Regions from separate parts of the Homo sapiens genome. Here region 2 is linked to region 1. Evidence: chromatin contacts called from ENCODE Hi-C or POLR2A ChIA-PET data. All regions are on one chromosome and are shown on one strand. The core of a region is the stretch at or near the end of the contact, and the rest is flanking DNA. Distances in the headings are between cores, read along the strand shown.

Region 1 (5,501 bases), core at 2,345-4,844:
CTTAGCAAATGCAGTTACAATCCATAGATAGCCAGCAGTGGATGTTACTCCAGGAAAATGCAGGATTAAAATTGTCCTTGTGTATAACGTGTGAATCATTTTTTTAAACTGAAATTTAAAATGCAACATAGTTTAATCTCTGATTAAAATGTACTAATAGGGCCAAGCTGCTTTGATGCATGGCTATAATCCCAGCCGAGGTGGGAGGATCACTTGAGTCCAGGTTCAAGACTAGCCTGGGCAACATGGCAAGACCCTGTCCCTATAAAAAATACAAAAATTAGCCAGGCATGGTGGCGTGCGCCTGCAGTCCCAGCTACTTGGGAGGCTGAGTTGGGAGGATCACTTGAGCCTGGGAGGTTGAGGCTGCAGTGAACTGAGATCACGACACTGCACTCCAGCCTGGGCAACAGTAAAACCTGGTCTCCAAAAAAAAAAAAAAAAAGTACTAGTAGTTCAAAAATTGACTTTACACATTCTCACAGTCTACCATTTTTAGTAAAAAACATGAACCTTTAAGCAGCCTTATAAGAGATTTTCCATGATTAAGCTGGCAACTTTTAATGCAAATACTTTTTGCATATAGTTTGGTAAGTATTTCATTTTTTAAAAACAGATGCTGACAGTAAGTGATTTTAAACTTTTTATTACTACATAAAAGCCAGTCTGTGGTAGCTTTCTCACTCTTAGTTTAAAAGTTGATAAATTACTGTTTTAAAGATGAATTTTACCTTTTAGTTCCCTGTTCTCATTATTTACTAAATTCCTTTACCTAGGAAATCAAATAGGGAGACTGGGAAAAGTTCATTCAGAACTTCAGTTTGGATTAGACTGTGTGAGTATAAAATCAGATGCAGTGTAATTCTTGTAGCTTTCACCTCTGTCATATTTTTAAAGTTATGTATTCTCTTTAATTTTTTTTGTTGTTGTTGTTTTAATGAAAACCTGTGGGGAGCGAAGGTAAAAACTTGAGATTTTTAATTTGTACCTTGCCATCATAATCCTCTTACTATACTCAGTTACTATTTATGAACCATAATCAAAATGAGCCTAATTTCTTACTATTCTAGATACACACAATTTTATTCATTTTTGAGACAGAGTCTCGCTCTGTTGCCCAGGCTGGAACGCAGTGGCATGATCACAGCTCACTGCAGCCTTGATCTCCCAGCCTCAAGTGATCCTCCCACTTCAGCTTCTGGAGTGGCTGAGACCACAGGCACATGCCACCATACCCAGCTAATTTTTAAATTTTTTATAGAGATGGGGGGTCTCCCTATGTTGTCCAGGCTGGTCTCAAACTCCTGAGCTCAAGCTATCCTCCCACCTCAGCCTCCCAAAGTGCTGGGATTACAGGTGTGAACCACCACACCCAGCCTGTACATGTATTTTTACTTGAGTGTCACACATGGTTGCCTGGTGAACAATGGCACTCGAGGACTTTCTAGAAAAATATCAAGTCTTAACAATGGTGAAACCTAAGAAACGTGAATTAAAACACTCCTCACTTCAAAAATTGACATTCAACCCACATTCCTTTACATCTCATCACCACCAACTTACTGCAGTCATCTACTGCTAGACTGTTTTTAGCAAATACCCACCCAGAATTTGCTTTGTTGATTTATTTATTTATTTTTATTTTTTTGCATTTCTGTAATGATCAGGGAAGTAGACCACCTTTTTGTATTTATTGGCTATTTGGTTTTGGGTTTTGGTGGTAGTGGTGGTTGGTGTTTTTTTGTTTTTTTTTTTTTTTGATACGGAGTGTCCCTCTATTGCCTAGGCTGGAGTGAGGTGGCGCAGTCTTGGCTCACTGTAACCTCCATCTCCTGCATTCAAGCGATTCTCCTGCCTCAGCCTTCCGAGTAGCTGGGACTATGGGTGCGCACCACCACACGTGGCTAGTTTTTGTTTGTTTGTTTGTTTGTTTGATTTTTAGTAGAGACAGGGTTTCGTTGTATTGGCTAGGCTGGTCTCAAACTTCTAATCTCATGATCCATCCTCCTCGGCCTCTCAAAGTGCTGGGATTACAGGCGTGAGCCACCACGTCTGGCCTGATTTTTGTTTTTTTGAGTCAAGGTCTCACTCTCGATCGGACTGGAATGCAGTGGCATGATCACAGCTCATTGGAGCCGCCATCTCCCAGCTCAAGTCAGCCTCGTGAGTAGCTGAGACCACAGGAGTGCACCACCACGCCCAGTTTAAAAAAAAATTTATTTTTTGGCCAGGTGCGGTAGCTCACACCTGTAATCCCAGCACTTTGGGAGGCTGAAGTGGGTGGGTCAACTGAGGTCAGGAGTTCGCGACCAGCCTGGCCAAGGTAGTGAAACCCATCTCTACTAAAAATACAACAAAGGTGGCGTGGTGGCGGGCACCTGTAATCCCAGCTACTCGGGAGGCTGAGGCAGGAGATTTGCTTGAGGCCAGAGGCAGAGTTTGCAGTGAGCCGAGATTGTGCCATTGCACTCCAGCTCAGGCAACAAGAGCCAGACTCCATCTCAAAAAAAAAAAAAAAAAAAGTTTTTTAGAGGTGGGTGTCACCATGTTGCTCAGGCTGGTCTCAAACTCCTGAACGCAACAGATCCTCCTACATTGGCCTCCCAAAGTGCTGGGGTTACAGGCCACTGCGCCCAGCTTTCTTGATTTTAAATTCTAAGACATTGCTTTGGTCTCCCAAACATGAGCCTATCAGTAAAGCTTCAAAATAAGAAATCTTAATTTTGTTTTTCCATTTTCAGATTGTATTTTTTGAACACAAGGGCATGTTTTGGCATTTCATATTCAACCAAAAAGTAAAGTTGAAACCCTGTAAGACCGACCGTATTTAGTAATTGTGTTGCTGTCTGATGGGTTAAGCATTCAGGGATGGGCAGCCGGGGCTGAAGTGTGATAAGCCTTATTTTTTCCTAGTCCCGTTCCCACATCTTAGGAAGAGTGAAAGGGGGATGAAGAGGTGACTATGGAAGAACAGGTGAAAAAGCTTAGATTCAACCCAGAATATCGTAGATTTTGTCATGACAAAGTACCGTGGTTCTCCTCATTGCTTTTCAGGAGCTCCCAAGAGTAAATTTCCCCCTCTTCATCTGTGATTCTTGGTTTAAAGTATCAAAGGTGCTAGGGTAGCCCGCAACTGTTATCCCCGAGGGCTGGGCTCTGCCTCCACGCATTCGAGTGTCAGGTCCTGTTCTGGGAGCCAGCTACACAGGAGCGAGCACGGCCGAGCTCACGGTTATTAGGGGGAAGATGGAAGATAGGGAAGTGAGCAACTCAAATGTCATAAACCAGAGTGCTGGGGGCGGCGCAGCAGCCTTTATTGACTTCTTCATTCTCTGGGTAGTGGTGAACAGCCGGTTCTTTCAGGCCTTCCAGCGCCGGAGCCTCGGGCGTGGGCAAAAAGCGTCCATACGCAGCCTGAGCCACTTGGGAGCCCCCAGTTTCCGAGGCAGAAGAACAGTGCCCACCAGCGCAGCGGGGCTGCGGCCCGGAAACCCTGGCGGGGAGCCCCGAGCCCCGGCGGGCGCACGCCGCGTGGGCACCAGGCAGGCGGTTGGAGTACGGGGCGGGGGTCGGCCGAGGGCGCGGGGCCCCGGGGCTCCGGGCTCGCCCCCGCCGCTCGGGGCAGGCGCGCCGATGGCGTTTCTGAGGTGACGCCGCCCACACCGGGCTTCTCCGGGGGCGGAGGAAACACCTATGAACCCTCCGGCAGCCTTCCTTGCCGGGCGCCAGGTAAGCAGCGGTTCCGGGCGCGGCGGGGCGCCGCGGGAACGGTGCACATTGGTCGAAATCTATTGCTTCTCAAGAACGGTGTCTACTTAAAATGTGAAACAGGCCGGGCGCGGTGGCTCACGCCTGTAATCCCAGCGCTTTGGGAGGCGGAGGCGGGCGGATCACGAGGTCAGGAGATCGAGACCATCCTGGCTAACACAGTGAAACCCCGTCTCTACTAAAAATAAAAAAAAAAAAATTAGCCGGGCGTGGCGGCGGGCGCCTGTAATCCCAGCTACTCGGGAGGCTGAGGCAGGAGAATGGCGTGAACCCGGGAGGCAGAGCTTGCAGTGAGCCGAGATCGCGCCACTGCACTCCAGCCTGGGCGACAGAGCGAGACTCCGTCTCAAAAAAAAAAAAAAAAAAAAAAAGTGAAACAATACACTAGAGGAAAACGGCGTCACGACCGTTTCCTTAACCCAATAACACCTTGTTATTCAGCCCGGGCCACAGAGTAGCGCGTACCCGGTGCTTACTGTTTAAGGAGGACGATTGGCGTCTGGGGAGCTGCTTTCCCATTTACCTCTCAGGGTGTCCTTAATTTACACAACCTGGCGAGTAGAGGAAGGAGCTCTCACAACTCCACTGTACCAAAAAGTCTGGAAGTGGGCTTGCCCAAGGTTCGCGTCCATCAGTGTAAGACGACCTGCCTTTGTGTACTCGGCTTACTGCCTGTTTTCCTGGAGTGGAATATGTGCTCCTTGCCTGGAGGTCTGTGGCCCAGCCACTGGCGCTCAATAAATTATTTGTTGAGTGCATGAATGAAGGGCTAACCCAACACTGGAATTCAAGCCTTGGGACTTGAAATCCCTTGACTCCAAATTCCATTTTCCTTGTTAAGACTAGCAACTGTAATTTATTCATCATTCTTATTTATTTATTTTTGAGACAGGGTCTGGCTCTGTCCCCAGGGCTGGAGTACAGTGACGCAATGTCGGCTTACTGCAGCCTCTGCTTCCCGAGTTCAAGCAATCCTCCCGCCTCAGCCTCCCAAATAGCTGGGACTACAGGCTCCCACCACCATGCCGAGCTAATTTTTGTGTTTTTAGTAGAGACAGGGTTTCGCCATGTTGGCCAGGCTGGTCTCGAACTCCCGACCTCAGGTGATCTGCCCACCTCGGCCTTCCAAAGTGCTGGGATTACAGGCGTGAGCCACTGAGCCCAACCTCATTATTCTTGTTTATTTACAAATCTTACTTTTCAAAAAGCAGTAAGGAGGTACAAAGGGCCTCTGTTGAACCTTTAATTACTGTCTTTAAGGTGGAACTCTATTAAAGTAACACTTTTAGTTGTTTATTTCATAGGCAGGGACAGCACCATGATTTGAAATGTGGTTTACAGTGTTAATGAGAGCTGATGTTTGTTGAGTGATTACAACGGGCCAGGCTTTGTGCTCAGTACTTTACAGAGTTTGTCTTGTTTAATCTTCACCACTCCAAGATGTTAAAATGCAGTTGCTATCGTTTTACAGGTGAGGAAACTAATGCTTAGAGAAGTTAAGTAACTTGCCCAAGGTTATGTAGCCACTAAGTGGCTAATTCTGGGATCACAATTTGGTCAGGCCAACTTGTTAGATTTTAAAATGCTGTATACTTCAAAGAAATTATTGTATTAATAGATAATATTGTTAGATATAAAAATGGCATCATGGTTATATAGGAAATGTTCATTTTTAGAGATGCATTCTGAAGTATGTAAGGGTGAAATGGTATTTTTTAACCAATAATGAAAAG
Region 2 (4,863 bases), core at 2,174-4,673, 680 kb after region 1:
TCGCTCTGTTGCCCAGGCTGGAGTGCAGTGGCGCGATCTCAGCTCCCTGCAACCTCTGCCTCACAGGTTCAAGCGATTCTCCTGCCTCAGCCTCCCGATTAGCTGGGATTACAGGTGCCTGCCACCACGCCTGGCTAATTTTTGTATTTTTAGTAGAGACGGGGTTTTGCCATGTTGGCCAGGCTGGTCTCAAACTCCTGACCTCAGGTGATCCGCGCCCACCTCGGCCTCCCAAAGTGTGGGATTACAGGTGTGAGCCACCGCACCTGGCCTATTTATTTATGTTTTGAAACAGAGTCTTGCTCTGTCGTCCAGGCTGGAGTGCAGTGGGGCAATCTCTGCTCATCACAACCTCAGCCTCCTGGGTTCTAGTGATCCTTGCACCTCAGGGTCCCAAGTAGCTGGGACCACAGGCGTGTGCCATCACACCTGGCTAATTTTTGTATTTTTATTAGATACCCGGTTTTGCCATATTGCCTAGGCTTGTCTTGGACTCCTGACCTCAAGCGATCTGCCTGCCTCGGCCTCCCAAAGTGCTGGGATTACAGGCGTGAGCCACCATGACTGGGCGAATTTTTTATTTTTTATTTTTTTGAGACAGGGTCTCGTTCCAGCTGGAGTGTGATAGCACCATCTCAGTTTACTGCAGCCTCAAGCTCCTGGGCTCAAGCGATCCTCCCACCTCAGCCTCCTGAGATGCTGGGAGTACAGGCGTGCACCATCAGGCCTGGCTAATTTTATACTTTTTGTAGAGACGGGGTTTCACCATGTTGCCCAGACTGGTCTTGAACTCCTGAGTTCAAGTGATCCACCCGCCTCAGCCTCCCAAAGTGCTGGAATTACAGGTGTGAGCCACTGCACCCAGGCTTCTTGTGTATTTTTTTGTCCCAGTTCTAGAGTCAGCTATTTCTCCAAGGAGCACTGGTTACTTTCATTGGAGAATGATATCAGAAACCAAGATCCGGGTGCTAGGTTATGCTTATTGCTACCAGGGTACACAGACATTTTAATGTATGTGTAACATAAAATTTACCTTTTCCACTGTACTTTCATTTATTTATTTATTTATTTTTGAGACGGAGTTTGCTCTGTCGCCCAGGCTGGAGTGCAGTGGCGTGATCTTGGCTCACTGCAACCTCCGCCTCCTGGGTTCAAGTGATTCTCCTGCCTCAGCTTCCTGAGTAGCTGGGATTACAGGCACGCGCTATGACACCTGGCTAATTTTTGTATTTTTAGTAGAGATGGGGTTTCACCATGTTGGCGTGGCTGGTCTTGAACTTCTGGCCTCAAGTAATCTGCCTTCCTTGGTCTCCCAAAGTGCTGAGATTATAGGCGTAAGCCAACGTGCCTGGTTCTTTTTTTTTTTTTTTTTTTTTTTTTTGAGATGCAGTCTCGCTGTGTCGCCTAGGCTGGAGTACCATGGCGCAATCTCGGCTCACTGCAACCTCTGACTCCCAGGTTCAAGCTATTCTCCTGCCTCAGCCTCCCAAGTAGCTGGGATTACAGGTGCCCGCCAGCACACCCAGCTAATTTTTGTATTTTTAGTAGAGATGCGGTTTCACTATGTTGGCCAGGCTGGTCTTGATCTCCTCACCTCGTGATCCTCCCAACTTGGCCTCCCAGTGTGCTGGGATTACAGGCCTTAGCCTCCTCGCCCGGCCAGTCTGTTTTAACTATTAAATAACATTAGGTAGATTCACATTGTTGTGAAACCATCTGTACTATCTATTTCCAGAACTTCTTCATCATCTCAAATTGAACCTCTGTATCTGTTAAACAATACCTCGCCATCTTCCTAACACCCACAGCAGCCCCTGATAACCACTGCTGTACTTTCCAACCATGAATTTGACTATCCTAGGTCCCTCATATAAGTGGAACCATACAGTATTTGTCCTTATGCTTCTTTCACTTAGCATGGTTCATCCATGAACTACGTTCATTCATGATGTTGTAGCAATTAGAATTTCATTTCTTTTTAAGGAGAAATAGTATTCCATTGCATGTACTGTACATACCACGTGTGTGTGTGTGTGTGTGTGTGTGTGTGTGTGTGTGTGTGTGTGTGTGTGTTTAAAAGCATAGGGGTCAGCCAGGTGTGGTGGCTCACGCCTGTAATCCCAGCACTTTGGGAGGCCAAGGCAGGCAGATCACTTGAGATCGGGAGTTCAAGACCAGCCTGACCAACATGGAGAAACCCCATCTCTACTAAAAATACAAAATTAGCCGGGCATGGTGGCACATGCCTGTAATCCCAGCTACTCGGAAGGCTGTCAGGAGAATTGCTTGAACCTGGGAGGCGGAGGTTGCGGTCAGCCGAGATCGTGCCATTGCACTCCAATATGGGCAACAAGAGTGAAACTCTGTCTCAAACAAAACAAAACAAAAACAAACAAACAAACAACAACATAGGGGTCTTGCTCTGTTGCCCAGGCTGACAGGCTGAACTTGAACTCCTGGCCTCAAGCCTCACGACTCAGCCTCCCTAGTAGCTGAAACTGCAGATGGCCTCCACTGACAGTGGCTACCATATATTTTCAAACATAAAATTTTAAGCTATAGATTTTTCTTTTTTTTGAGACGGACTTTCACTCTTGTTGTTCAGGCTGGAGTGCAATGGCACCATCTCAGTTCATCGAAACCTCTGCCTCCCGGGTTCAAGTGATTCTCCTGCCTCAGCCTCCTGAGTGGCTGGGATTACAGGCACATGACACCATGTCCAGCTAATTTTGTATTTTTAGTAGAGAAGGGGTTTCTCCATGTTGCTCAGGCTGGTCTCGAACTCCGAACCTCAGGTGATCCGCCCGCCTCGGCCTCCCGAAGTGCTGGGATTACAGGCGTGAGGCATGCCACCTGGCCTTTTTTTTTTTTTTTTTTTTTATAAAGAAATTGGGGCCGGGCGCGATGGCTCACGCCTGTAATCCCAGCACTTTGGGAGGCCGAGGCGGGCGGATCACTTGAGGTCAGAAGTTCGAGACCAGCCTGGCCAACATGGCAAAACCCTGTCTCTACTAAAAATACAAAAAATAGCCGGGCGTGGTGGCGGGCGCCAGTAATCCCAGCTACGCGGGAGGCTGAGGCAGGAAAATCACTTGAACCCGGGAGGCGGAGGTTGCAGTGAGCCGAGTTCGCACCACTGCACTCCAGCCTGGGCGACAGAGGGAGTCTCCGTCTCAAGAAAAAATAATAAATAAGAATAAATAAATAATAAAGTAAAATGTCCCAGGTAACTGCATATTCGATAGTCTTTCTTTCAACTTAGTTGTTGAATTAGCAATTTTTCTCTTAAAAAAATTTTTTTTTAGCTTATTGTCTTCGGAGATGATAACACCCTCGTTGCGTGGGAGTAAAATTTTAAAGGTAAAACAAACAGGAAACGAGCGTCGGCGGCGAATCTGCTGCTACCAATGTAAAGGTCAGGCCGAGGCCGGCGCGGAGAATCTGCTGTCGCCTGCAGCTGCTCGCCTGTCTCCGTCGGAAGGGAGCCCAAGCTTTGCAGAGGTGAGTGGAAGCGGCTTGGAAGGAGCGGGCCCCACGCCGGAGAGAAGGAAGAGGGAGTGCGGCCCAGACGCTGTGCCCGCGCTTGTGTGGGGCGCCATGTTGAAACCTGGCAAAGGGGACGACATTCTGGGTTGCGTTGCGGGGAGTGGGGACGAGAGCTGGATTGGAAGGATGGCGCCTTACTCCCTGCGGCCCCCAGAGAAGGAGAGGGGCGGGGGAGCGGCCTCGAGGGTTGGCGGCCAGGCTGCAGGCTGGATGGGAAGGATAGGCTTTTCCACAGAAACTTAGGTGTTTGCCTCCGAGGCCCACTGCGCATGCCCTGGAGGGCTCTGTGGGTTCCGCCTTCAGTTTTGCTTTTCACAGGAGGGGCAAAGTCTTTTTTTTTTTTTTTTCCTTTTTGAGACAGTCTTGCTCTGTCGCCCGGGCTGGAGTGCAGTGGTGCGATCTCGGTTCACTGCAACCTCCGCCTCCTGGGTTCAAGCGATTCCACTGCCTCAGCTTCCCGAGTAGCTGAGACTACAGGCGCCCGCCACCACGCCCTGCTAATTTTTTGTATTTTACTGGAGACGGGGTTTCACCATGTTAGCCAGGATGGTCTCGATCTCCTGTCCTCGTGATCCACCCGCCTCGGCCTCCCAAAGTGCTGGGATTACAGCCGTCAGCCACCGTGCCCGGCCAGGAGGGGCAGAGTCTTACCCCGAAGACCCAGGAAGGAGAGGCTTCATTTATTTTTTTGTTTTTCCCCAGAGACAGGGAGTCGCCCAGGCTGGAGAGCGGTGGCGCGATCTCGGCTCACTGCAGCGTCGACATTTCGGGTCAAGCAGTCCTCCCGCCTCAGCCTCTCAAGTATCTGGGACCACAGGCGCGACCCCACGCCCGGAGAATTGATTATTGATTGATTGATTGAAACGGGGTCTCACTTTGTTGCCCAGGCTGGTCTCGAATTTCTGGGCTCAAGCGATCCTCCAGCCTCGGCCTCTCAAAGTGCTGGTATTACAGGCGTGAGCCAGCGCGTGCCTGGCCAAAAATTTTCTAAATTTGTATAATAATTTATAATTGTAATGCATTTTTATAGACACCATATGATCTAATCTTCACAAAAACCTAGTGAAGTGACATTTAGCTACATTTCACAATAAGAATCCTGAAGCTCAAAATTTACTGACCTCAAATAATCCACCCGCCTTGGCCTCCCAAAGTGCTGGGATTACAGGCATGAGCCACCGCGCCCTGGCCCCCACCATTCATTTCGGCTCTCATCCCCTGTTGATGAGTAAAATGAGAATGAGGCCCAGGCGCGGTGGTTCACGCCTGTAATCCCAGCACTTTGGGAGGCTGAGGCAGGCGGGTCATCTGACATCA

The links. Hi-C counts contacts between places; a loop is a spot of excess contacts on that map. ChIA-PET counts read pairs that join two places held with the same protein, here RNA polymerase II (POLR2A). Pooled maps may share reads with other maps.
Region 2: a loop to region 1 is called in a pooled map, with 2.3 times the contacts of the local background. The contact joins the promoter of SNRNP35 here to the promoter of CCDC62 in region 1. A Hi-C loop is called at or near these places in 1 of 50 pooled maps. POLR2A ChIA-PET finds 5 or more read pairs at or near these places in 2 of 52 experiments (activated T-cell and naive thymus-derived CD4-positive, alpha-beta T cell).

What each region holds. Positions count from the first base shown.
Region 1 is chr12:122,770,978-122,776,478 of GRCh38, forward strand. It overlaps CCDC62 (coiled-coil domain containing 62), which reads left to right and starts at 3,595. Exons shown (of 13, transcript NM_201435.5): 1 at 3,595-3,729. The coding sequence starts at 3,694. It overlaps DENR (density regulated re-initiation and release factor), which reads left to right. Exons shown (of 8, transcript NM_003677.5): 8 at 1-87. RefSeq lists silencers at 3,433-3,642, 4,165-4,459 and enhancers at 3,742-4,435, 3,823-3,962.
Region 2 is chr12:123,454,716-123,459,578 of GRCh38, forward strand. It overlaps SNRNP35 (small nuclear ribonucleoprotein U11/U12 subunit 35), which reads left to right and starts at 3,424. Exons shown (of 2, transcript NM_022717.4): 1 at 3,424-3,501. RefSeq lists enhancers at 3,111-3,977, 3,652-3,731, 3,978-4,843.